2 separate regions of the Homo sapiens genome follow, and region 2 is linked to region 1. A link is an interaction called in ENCODE POLR2A ChIA-PET data of the cell type or tissue named here. Cell type or tissue: GM12878. All regions are shown on one strand. Links, peaks and the distances in the headings refer to the core of each region. The heading gives the core; the rest is flanking DNA.

Evidence for each region. ChIA-PET counts read pairs that join two places held together with the same protein. Peaks named below come from ENCODE experiments on the same cell type or tissue, not always from the same donor. Only the 100,000 strongest peaks of a DNase experiment are listed, where the experiment ranks them.
Region 2: POLR2A ChIA-PET joins it to region 1 with 5 read pairs; 6 of 35 experiments call an interaction of 5 or more read pairs at or near these places.

What each region holds. Positions count from the first base shown.
Region 1 is chr7:30,260,881-30,266,263 of GRCh38, reverse strand. All of the region lies in intron 2 of LOC124901607 (a long non-coding RNA gene), which reads right to left. LOC105375218 (a long non-coding RNA gene) reads left to right here. Exons shown (of 4, transcript NR_136267.1): 2 at 2,571-2,640. Among named protein-coding and RNA genes, the nearest start is that of ZNRF2, 21 kb to the left of the region's middle. In GM12878, for the core only: no CTCF peak of the experiment used is centred there; no DNase peak of the experiment used is centred there.
Region 2 is chr7:30,319,828-30,325,210 of GRCh38, reverse strand. It overlaps ZNRF2 (zinc and ring finger 2), which reads right to left. Exons shown (of 5, transcript NM_147128.4): 2 at 1,474-1,569. Among named protein-coding and RNA genes, the nearest start is that of MIR550B1, 33 kb to the right of the region's middle. RefSeq lists an enhancer at 2,413-2,462. In GM12878, for the core only: no CTCF peak of the experiment used is centred there; DNase peaks (open chromatin) are centred at 2,150, 2,740 and 3,340; H3K4me3 peaks cover 2,583 bases; H3K27ac peaks cover 2,926 bases.

The DNA.
Region 1 (5,383 bases), core at 263-5,262:
ATTTTAAATATGCAATTTTCAACAAAAAATTACAAGACATTCAAAGAAACAAAAGAGTATGGCCAATACACAGGAAAAAAGCAATTAATAGAAACTGTCTCTGTGGAAGCCCAGGACTTAAGATGTTCCCTCACATATACCCACAATAGTGTTTGACCAAACAGCTAGCCACCCCATGGCTCAGTCAAGATGACACAATTGACCATCACACCTTTTACGAAAAATATGAGGCCGGGCACGGTGGCTCATGCCTGTAATCCCCACACTTTGGGAGGCTGAGGTGGGCAGATCACGAGGTCAGAAGATCGAGACCATTCTGGCCAACAAGGTGAAACCCTGTCTCTACTAAAATATAAAAAATTAGCCAGGCGTGGTGGTGTGTGCCTGTAGTCCCAGCTATTCAGAAGCCTGAGGCAGGGGAATCACTTGAACCCAGGAGGCAGAGATTGCAGTAAGCCGAGATCTCGCCACTGAACTCCAGCCAGGCAACAGAGTGAGACTCCGTCTCAGGAAGAGAAAAAAATGAAACTCATATGGCTATAATAAAAAAAATCAAAAAATAATAGATGCTGGCATGGATGTGCTAACAAGGGAACACTTTAACATTGTTGGTGGGAACGTAAACTACTACAACCACTATGGAAAACAGTGTGGAATTTCCTTTAAAAACTAAAAATAGATCTACCATTTGATCCAGCAATCCCACTACTGGCTATCTACCCAGAGGAAAAGAAGTAATTATACAAAAAAGATACTTGCACACATATGTTTATAGCAGCACAATTCACAATTGCAAAAATATGGAACCAGCCCAAATGCCCACCAATCAACAAGTGAATAAAGAAAATGTGATACACACACACACACCGTGGAATACTACTCAGCCATAAAAAGGAATGAAATGATGGCATTTGCAGCAACCTGGATCCTGGATGAAATTGGAGACCTTTTTTTTTTTTTTTTTTTTTTAGACAGAGTCTTGCTCTGTCACCAGGCTGGAGTGCAGTGGTGTGATCTCAGCTCACTGCAACCTCCGCCTCCCAGATTCAAGCGATTCCCCCGCCTCAGCCTCACAAGTAGCTGGGATTACAGGCACGTGCCACCACACCTGGCTAATTTTTTGCATTTTAGTAGAGATGGGGTTTCACCATGCTGGCCAAGATGGTCTCGATCTCCTGACCTCGTGATCCACCCACCTCAGCCTCCCAAAGTGCTGGGATTACAGGTGTGAGCCACCGTGCCTGGAGAACATTATTCTGAGTGAAGTAACTCAAGAATGGAAAACCAAACATTGTATGTTCTCACTCATAAGTGCGAGCCAAGCTATGATGATGCACAGGCATAAGAATGATAAAATGGACTTTGGGGACTTGGAGAAAAAGGGGGGTAAGGGATAAAAAATGAGATTCACACCCATTAGGGTAACTATTTTTTTAAAAAAAGGATTGATGATGATGGGTAGAAATTAGGACCCTGGTCCATTGCTGGTGGGAATGTAAAATGGTGCAGCTGCTATGGAAAACAGTATGGTGTTTCCTCAAAAAGTTAAACATAGATAAACCATAGAATCTAGCAATTTCTCTTCTAGGTATATGCCCAAAAGAATTAAAAGCAGGGATTCAAACAGATACTCCTACACCCATTTCATAGCAGCACTATTGTCAATAGCTAAAGGGTGGTAACAACCCAACCAACAAGTGCATGGATTTTTAAAATGTAGTATATACATAAAATTGGGTATCATTCAGCCTTTAAAAGGAACGAAAATTCTTTTACATAAATAAAGGATGTATGTGATTTTAATATATATCACAACATTGGTGAACATTGAAGACATTGTGCTTGGTGAAATAAACCAGACACTGAAGAGCAAATATTGCATAACGCAGCTTATAGAATAGACAAATCCATAGAGACAGAAAGTAGAATCGAGGTTGTAAGGCACTTGGGGAGGGAGGAATGGGGAGTTATTATTTCATGGATACAGAGTTTCTGTTTGGGATGATGAAAATGGATAGTGGTGACTATTGCACAACATTGTGAATATACTTAATGTCACTGAATTGTAGACGTAAAAATAGTTGAGGCTGGGTGCAGTGGCTCATGCCTATAATCTCAACACTTTGGGAGGCCAGGGCGGGAGGAGTGCTTGGGTCCAGGAGGTTGAGACCAGCCTAGGCAACATAGTGAGACTCCACCTCTGTTAAAAACAAACAACTAACTAAAAATAGTTAAAATGGTAAAGCGTATGTTATTTTACCACAATAAAAAGGGGAGAAAAGATCTGCGATCTGAAAATCATATATACATATATATGTGTATATATATGAAATTCATGCTTCTTATTAAAAGTTAAAATAGTTGGTAAGTAACATATTCACTGTTAACAGTTTAAACTGCTAGTCAATGTGTGCATGCTTAGTTTGTTGTTGCTATTATTTTGGGGTTTTGCAAATGAGATCAATAGCATGTCCTGATATCTCTCTGTTCCTGTACATATGTAGCTATAAGGTTTAGTACTAGAATACTTAGAGAAAGAAAATCTTATTTTTTTTTCTTTCTGTGTTTAGGAATATTACAGCAAATGAGTCTTCTTTGGTGGTCCAGCCACACCAGCCCTTATACTTCACAGCGTGAGTGGTATGTTAATTGGTGATAAACCCAGAATGATAGTCACGGTAGCAAAGGAGTTGTGGAAGTTAAAGCAGATGTCCCAACCTTCTCCTGAGGATACCTTTAGTGTAGTGTAAAGTGGTGATAGTTTGAGTTGGGAAAGAAAGACCCAGGAGTGGTAGGGGAGGGGAGACGTAAAGAGAAGGGAAGGGAAGGTGAGGCTGGCACTGAAGAGAAACTACTTCTGTTTCTCTCCTTCATTGAGAATTCTGTCTCCAGCCAGGAAGTCAGAGCACAGATGGGAGGTGGGGCATGGAAGCAGTGTTTGTCTTGGATGATAAAGAGGTAAGTTTTGGGTTAACAATTTGCTCAAAGTTGATCCATTAGCTAACATTTGCTATCTCCGGGCAAGGGAACTAGATGGCTGGATGCTGAAGTAAGACTTTATACCATGTGCCTTTTACTTTTGAATTTTGTACCATTTGACTTCACTAAGCCAAATGTTATGAGAGTTTCCCAAGCTAAGGACTTAGAACTGTGTTTTTCATTGTCTGATATAGAGCATAACAGTAGATCTAAACTCAGGGACATTCCCAAGGATCCGAGACATGGAGGGATCCCAACAGATTACTGGGTCTACACGTTGCCTCTAGCCATGGCCCTAACTGTATAGACAAAAAAAAGCAACACATCATGTTAGTTCAACATGTCAGCTCTGCAACAGGCTGCCTGGATTCAAGCTCTGGCCTTGCTGGTCATTAGCCTTGTTACTTTGGGCAAGTTATTTAATCTTTCTGTGACTCAATTTCCACAGTTATAAGTAAGGGATGATTATAATAGTAATAATATTAAGAGCCTAGTACATAAAAGTGTTGCTATTATTGTTGTTGTCGTTGTTATTTTTACTGTCAACGTACCTCAGTAATTGGGGAAAGGGCTCTAGCTTCCTAGTGCTGTATCTTTCCCACCATGCTGCTAATAATACTAATAATAATAATAGCTAACATCTAATGAGCACTTACCATGTTCCAGACACAATCCTGAATTACTTTGCATACATTCACATTGAATCTTTCTTTTCTTTTTTTTTTTTTTCTGAGGCAGAGTCTGGCTCTATCACCCAGGCTGGAGGGCAGTGACGTGAACACGGCTCACTGCAGCATCGACCTCCTGAACTCAAGCGATCCTCCCACCTCAGCCTCCTGAGTAGCTGGGACCACAGGTGCACACTACCAGGCCTGGCTTTTTTTTTTTTTTTTTTTTTTGTAGCAACAGTCTCACTTTATTGCCTAGGCTGGTCTTGACCTCCTGGGCTCAAGCGATCCTCCTGCCTCAGCCTCCCAAAGTGCTGGAATTATAGGCAAGAGACACCACTCCCAGCTCCTCATTGAACCTTCTCCTCATTGAGTCCCATGGAGTAGGAACTATTATTACTTTCATTTTAGAAATGACAAAGCTGAGACTTAGAGAGATGCAGTAACTTGCCCAGAGTCACAGTGCTACTAAGTGGAGGAGTCAGGAATTGAAATCAGATACAGCACCTGAACTTCAACATTGTATTAACAACTCGACAAGCAGAATTGTCAGTTCTCTTAACAAAAAGCAGTTCAAAACGGTCCTCCTCCCCAACCCACTGCAGTTTCCTCTGTATTTCCCCACGCAGTTCCACCATGACATTTTCTACAATTAGCAATAGGAATTGAGTCACTTACTGTTCTTTTTAAAACTGAAAACATCATTATTTTGCTAAATGCTAATAATTATTAAAGCTCTCTATTCTCTCAACTCGGTAGCACAAGCACACCAACCCCACTAAAACCCAAAGCACAAAACGTTCAGGTCAAACTTTTTTTTTTTTTTTTTTTCCGAGACAGAGTCTCGCTTTGTCATCCAGGCTGGAGTGCAGTGGCGCGATCTTGGCTCACTGCAACCTCCACCTCCTGGGTTCACGTGATTCTCCTGCCTCAGCCTCCCGAGTAGTTGGGACTACAGGTGCCCGCCACCACGCCTGGCTGATTTTTTGTATTTTTAGTGGAGACGTGGTTTCACTGTGTTAGCCAGGATGGTCTCAATCTCCTGACCTCATGATCCACCTGCCTCGGCCTCCCAAAGTGCTGGGATTACAGGCACGAGCCACCGCGCCCAGCCAAACTCTTTAGTGTTAAAAAGTTTGGTTATATTATCAAGGATTGGTGTTTTCTAATGAAGACACACCTTCCATAAAGGAGGGTGTTACAGACTGAGTGTTTGTATCCCCCTCACATTTCTAGGTGGAAGTCTTCACCCCCAATGTGATGGTATTGGGAGGTGGGCCTCTGGGAGGTCATTAGGTTTAGATGAGATCTTGAGGGAGGCCCCCATGATGGGATCACTGTTCTTGAGATGGCAGCTTGCTCTCTCCCCACCAAGTGAGGACACAGCAAAAAGGTGGCTGTCTAGAGGCTGTGATGTTGGCCCTCACCAGGAACTGAATCAGCCAGCATCTTGATCTCAGACTTCTCAGCCTCCAGAACTATAAAGAAACACATTTCTGTTGTTTCATCCAGCCAGTCTATGGTATTTTGGTATAGCAGCCCAAGTAGACTAAAACAGAGGGGCTCCCTGAAGATAAAATTCTTTTTTTTTTTTTTTTTTTGAGATGGAGTCTCGCTCTGTTGCCCAGGCTGGAATGCAGTGGCACAATCTTGGCTCACTGCAAGCTCCGCCTCCCATGTTCAAGCAATTCTCTCACCTCAGACTCCCAAGTAGCTGGGAGTACAGGCGTGTGCCA
Region 2 (5,383 bases), core at 225-5,224, 59 kb before region 1:
AAAATTTTGAAAACAACTTTCATTTTTCCTTCATTTTATTCTATTCATTGGTTAGGACAGAACTACTTGATTTTTCCCCCCCAAGTCTATTCCAAAGTATGCCAAGGCTACATTTAAAATCTTTCCTAGGTTTTGGAATATCTAGAGATTTTGGTCAGGAAAGAATGGTACAGTCTAAAACACCAGACCTAAAAAAATACCAGTTCGCTCCAGAGCTCACAGACTAAATTTGTATATGGGAGGAAAGACAGAGACACATATGCACTGCATAGGTAGAGTTTTGGGTTTCTCTTAATGACTTTTTTCTCCCATTAGGCATCTATTTACTATTGAATAAACTTTTATTCTCCCTACTCCTCATATATGTTCCCTTCATTTACTCTATACTCTTAAACAAAAAGAAAAAAGTTGCAATTTCAACCATGCTTACTTACTTTTGAAAATGGCCATTATGAACATTACATTTTACTTAGGCTTAACCCAAAAGATTTTATTTCAATGCAGCAGTTCTCAAACTGTGGTCCAAAGAATCTTGTACAGTAGGAGAAGTGGAAGAGCCTTTGAAATCCTTTTAGATTAACAAAGTAAAAACTATTTTCATGGTAACACTAAGTATCTGTTTTTTTGTTTGTTTGTTTTTGTTTTTTTTTCTTTTTTTTTTTGAGACAGAGTCTCACTCTGTCTCCAAGGCTGGAGTGCAGTGGCACAATCTCGGCTCACTACAACTTTCGCCTCCTGGGTTCAAGCGATTCTCCTGCCTCAGCCTCCCGAGTAGCTAGGATTTCAGGTGTGCACCACCACACCCAGCTAATTTTTTTTTTTCTTTTTTTTTTTCTTTTAGTAGAGATGGGGTTTCACCATGTTGGCCAGGCTGGTCTCAAACTTGGGATCTCAGGTGATCTGCCTACCTCGGCCTCCCAAAGTGCTGGGATTACAGGTGTGAGCCACTGTGCCTGGCCATATCTGCCTTTTTCATTCCCATTCTCTCCAGTATAGCAGCAGAGTTTTCCAGAGGACACAAGACGTGCCATATCACAATAAACTGAATGAAGAAGCAGATGTGAGAATTCCTTGTCATGAAGCCTGATATTAAAGAGTTTGTAAAAATCCTGAAAATGCCACTCTTGTCACTAAATATTTTGTCTTAGAAAATTTACTTTTCATTTAAAAGTTGTCAACATAATTATATTTATGTTTAACAAAATAAATTAAAAATTATAAATTCTGTTTTAATTTATGACAAATATGGATAGATATAACCCAAGTAAAGAAAAACTCTTTGAAGTCCTCAGTAATTTTTTGAAGTGTAAAGAAGTCTTGAGATCACAGAATTTGAGAACCACTGCATTAATGCACTAGTAAAAATAGAGAAAACAATGTCCTTCCCTCCTTTTAAATTATACTTGAAACATGAAATTCATAAAATGTAAGTTAATTCTAACTTAAAATATTATTTTAAACCATTGGACTTACCATTATAGGTTATTCGTGGCTTTGTTAAACACATTACAAGATGCAAATCCATTTCATCTGAGGATACAAATTTTGAGCATACAGGGCACTTAAATCCTAAAAAACAAAAGAAACTCAAGTTACTTAACTATTCTGAATATCCAGCTATGGCTTTTAAAAAGCATGGAAAATCAAAAAGCGTTTGAAACTTCAATATTACACTTACTGCATTACACTGTTTATGTGCAACTCAAGTCAGGAAAATTTTGTGATTATAATATCTGACTTTTGTATCAGTTTATGAAGATGATCTCCTCATCAAACAAAACAAGTTAAAATGAGAGGGATGCAGTCCACTACAAACTCCTGTATCTCTCTCTGATGTACTGGTCCAGGTATTCTCGTTTTTAATTTTTTACATTAACCTGTACTCATGATTTCATGTTATTACAAGCTTTGTAATCTGACTACTCTTGTGGAAATTACCTTTACCAACTTGGTATAGTACACTGTGAGTCACAAGTTTTATAGCTAAACAGCACCTTAGACACTATTCTACCTCAATAACCTTAAAATTTTATCTGATGCAGAACGTGAAGCCTTTCAGAACAGCAAAAACAGGTCTAGAATCTAAGACTCCTGACTTCTACTTTAATGGTCTTTCTGCCACACCATGGCACTGAAGTCATAATGAAAACAGAAACTAGCATCAGATCGGGGTACAGGTTTTTGCAGTCAATTTTTGACACTTAAAAATTAGCTAGTTTCCTACATTATTCAATCTGCACTACTAAGTATTTGCCTGAAGTACTCCATTAAAAATAAACTAGCATAATAAAATAGGGACTATTTGATGTATTCAGCTCTGTTCTGCCCCCTCACTTACCAAGGTGAAGTGTCCCATCCCTGCCTTCTTGCTGCTAAGACAGTCCTCAGATATACCATGTTCCCCTGCTGTCCTACTGCTCCCTCCCCTGACACCACTAAGCTGTTTGGAAACCTGAACCCAGATAGCCAACTTATAGTTTGGCTAGGCACAAATCAGAAGTGGAACAAAAAGATGGCATAGGCCAATCAATTTTTTTTTTTTTTGGAAATATGATTAAGAAACAGTGAGAGACTATATTGGCCAGCAGTAAAGAGCTTAAGCAGAAAGGTCAAAAGTAAGTAAAAGAGAGACAGTGGTGTCCATGACGGCTCAGGTGTAAGCTGAACTTACGAGAGAACAGAAACTATAGGCAAGCACAAGAAAGAAGGCCACATGAAGCTAGAGTGTAGACAGGAACAGAAGCACTGTGAGAGACAACTAATAAGATGGGTGGTGAAAGAGACGTTTTGGCAGCTCTCTAGTTCCAACACATGTGTTCTCACAGGAACTGTCCTCCCTTCACTGTGATGTGAAACTCACTGCAACCAAATGAGTGAGGCTAGAATTATACCTCATGCCGAACTTTATAAGGATTGGGAAAAAGATTTTGGCACAGCTAATCCTCCAGGTATTCAATTTCCTAAATGAAATATATGATTTTGTACAATGTTTTTCAAACTGTAGTACATGCATTTTAAAAGAAAGGAATAAAGGTATGTTTACTTCAACTTCTTGAAAACCACCAAAAAGAGAAAGAAAAAAAACAGGAAGGAGGATTCGATTAAAACAAGTTTGTCCAACGCATGGCCTAATGTGGCCCAACACAAATTCATAAACTTCCTTAAAACATTATGAGATTTTTTGCAGTTTTTTTTTTTAGCTGATCAGCTATTGTTAGTGTATTTTATGTGTGGCCCACAGAAGCCAAAAGATTAGACACCCCTAAAAATGAAACTATAAAAAATGTGGCCCAAGGAAGCCAAAAGATTAGACACCCCTAAAAATGAAACTACAAAAAAACTATAATGGCCAAACACAGGCTACATCGAATACTGTGAAACTGATCAACCATGGGGAGAAAGCAGAGATCCTAAAACTGCAACCAGATTTTAAGCATCAACTAAAGAATTCTTGCCTTGAAACTTAAAAAATTTGCTTCCCTGAAGTTAAACTTAGCATAAACGAGGGCAAGAGGCAACTGATTTGAAACATCAGAATCATCTGGGTACTGGCAAACAAACTTAAACAAAAGTGCAATACTGTGAACCTAAAAAGCCTCACTTGAGAGCCATCCAACTGCCTACAAAGTAGAGCCTAAGGGGAAAAACAGTACGTACAAAGAACCACCTGGATTTCTAGTTAAATACAGTGAATTAAACACATGTTTCTCTCTCCTCCCCTCCAAAACCTACTAAAATGAAAATAAATAATATTTAATAAAAATGAGTTAAAGAACTTGAGAGAAGTCGGCAGCAAATGAGAAAAAAAAAATAGATGAAAGCATCAACGGCACGGAGCAAACACAGATCCTGAGTGTCTGCACAAGTAAGCCAATTCTCACTAAATAATTCCCAAAGGACTCAGGCATCTGGAGCTCCATGACTTCCCAACACAGTAGTGATACATGAGGCTAAAATCTAGACTGACTGAAAGACTGAATAAAAAACAGATCCCGAGGTCCCCAATCCATTACATACAGCCAAGCAAATACCATACCCCCACTAGAGCATGAGAATGGAGATTTACTGTGGGGAAAACAACAACAACAACAACAAAGAATATTCGGAATTGAGAATACCAGGCACGGCAACGGGCAGGGAAGAAAATAGAAGAATAAAGATCTCCGAACTGAAAAAGGCCCCACTCCATAGCCTCCATCTCTACTAAGAAATTGGTAGATTCTTCTCTTAAATCAAAAGGTCTCACAGAATGATACATCAAAATCCTTGACTATTAATAAGCCTTATCTTTGCACATAAAGCTTCCAATCAGTTTTTTAAGGCAGCTCTAAGGCATTATGCAACAAAAGAAAAAAAATGTATCATGGTTAAACACATCAGAAGCAAATTCCAAAGACAAATAATGAATTTAAAATATTTGCAATGTATATCAAAAACAAAAGGACAATATCCTTAATATACAAATGCTCCTTGACTTAGGATGGTAAATTGAAAATATCTTCAGTTGAAAATGCATACACCTAAACTACCAAACATCGTAGCTTAGGCTAGCCTACCTTAAATGTGCTCAGAACCCTTTCAATACCGTATTCAATAAATTACATGAGATATTTGGCTCAGCACCACCGAGTTTCATTATGAATATTGCTAGCCCTGAAAAATATTGAAATTCAAAGTATAGTTTCTACAGAATGCATATCACCTCCACACCATTATAAAGTCAAAAATCCTAAGTTAAACATCTATGTAAAGCACTCTTAAAACTGTATACATATATATGATATGCATGTGGGTACTACTAGTATGTATTTACATATTTACTTAACCACAGCCTGTCCATTTCTAAATTCTTTGTTTTGATTCATCCTTGATTCATCTCTCTCTGTATAGTTATCTTTCTATATACCTGAGTAGATTTATTTATAAATGTATGTATCGATAAATTATTTATATAGAGAAATTTCTCTATGTATATATAGAAAGATCTGTATAGAGATCTACATATATAACATATATAGATAATTATTTGGGACACATGGCAGAGGGGTCTTCAGAGCTCTTGGAAAAAAATGGGACTCAAGAAGTGTATTATCTTTAAATACTCAGACTCAGGACTCAACCAACAGATGAATCAAAACAAAGAATTCGTGGTTAAATAAATATATAAACTCACGGACACACAGGTAGTACACACATGCACGATTCTATTTAAAAATAAAAATATGTGTAAACAACTATAGGAATTATCTCTACAAAACAGTACTAAATATTACAAATGTAAACAGTGTGAAAATGATCAAACTAACAAAAACTGGGATGGGAACAGCAGGATCATCTTGGTGTATAAAAGGCCAAGAGAGACTGTGATGAAGAGAGTCAACAG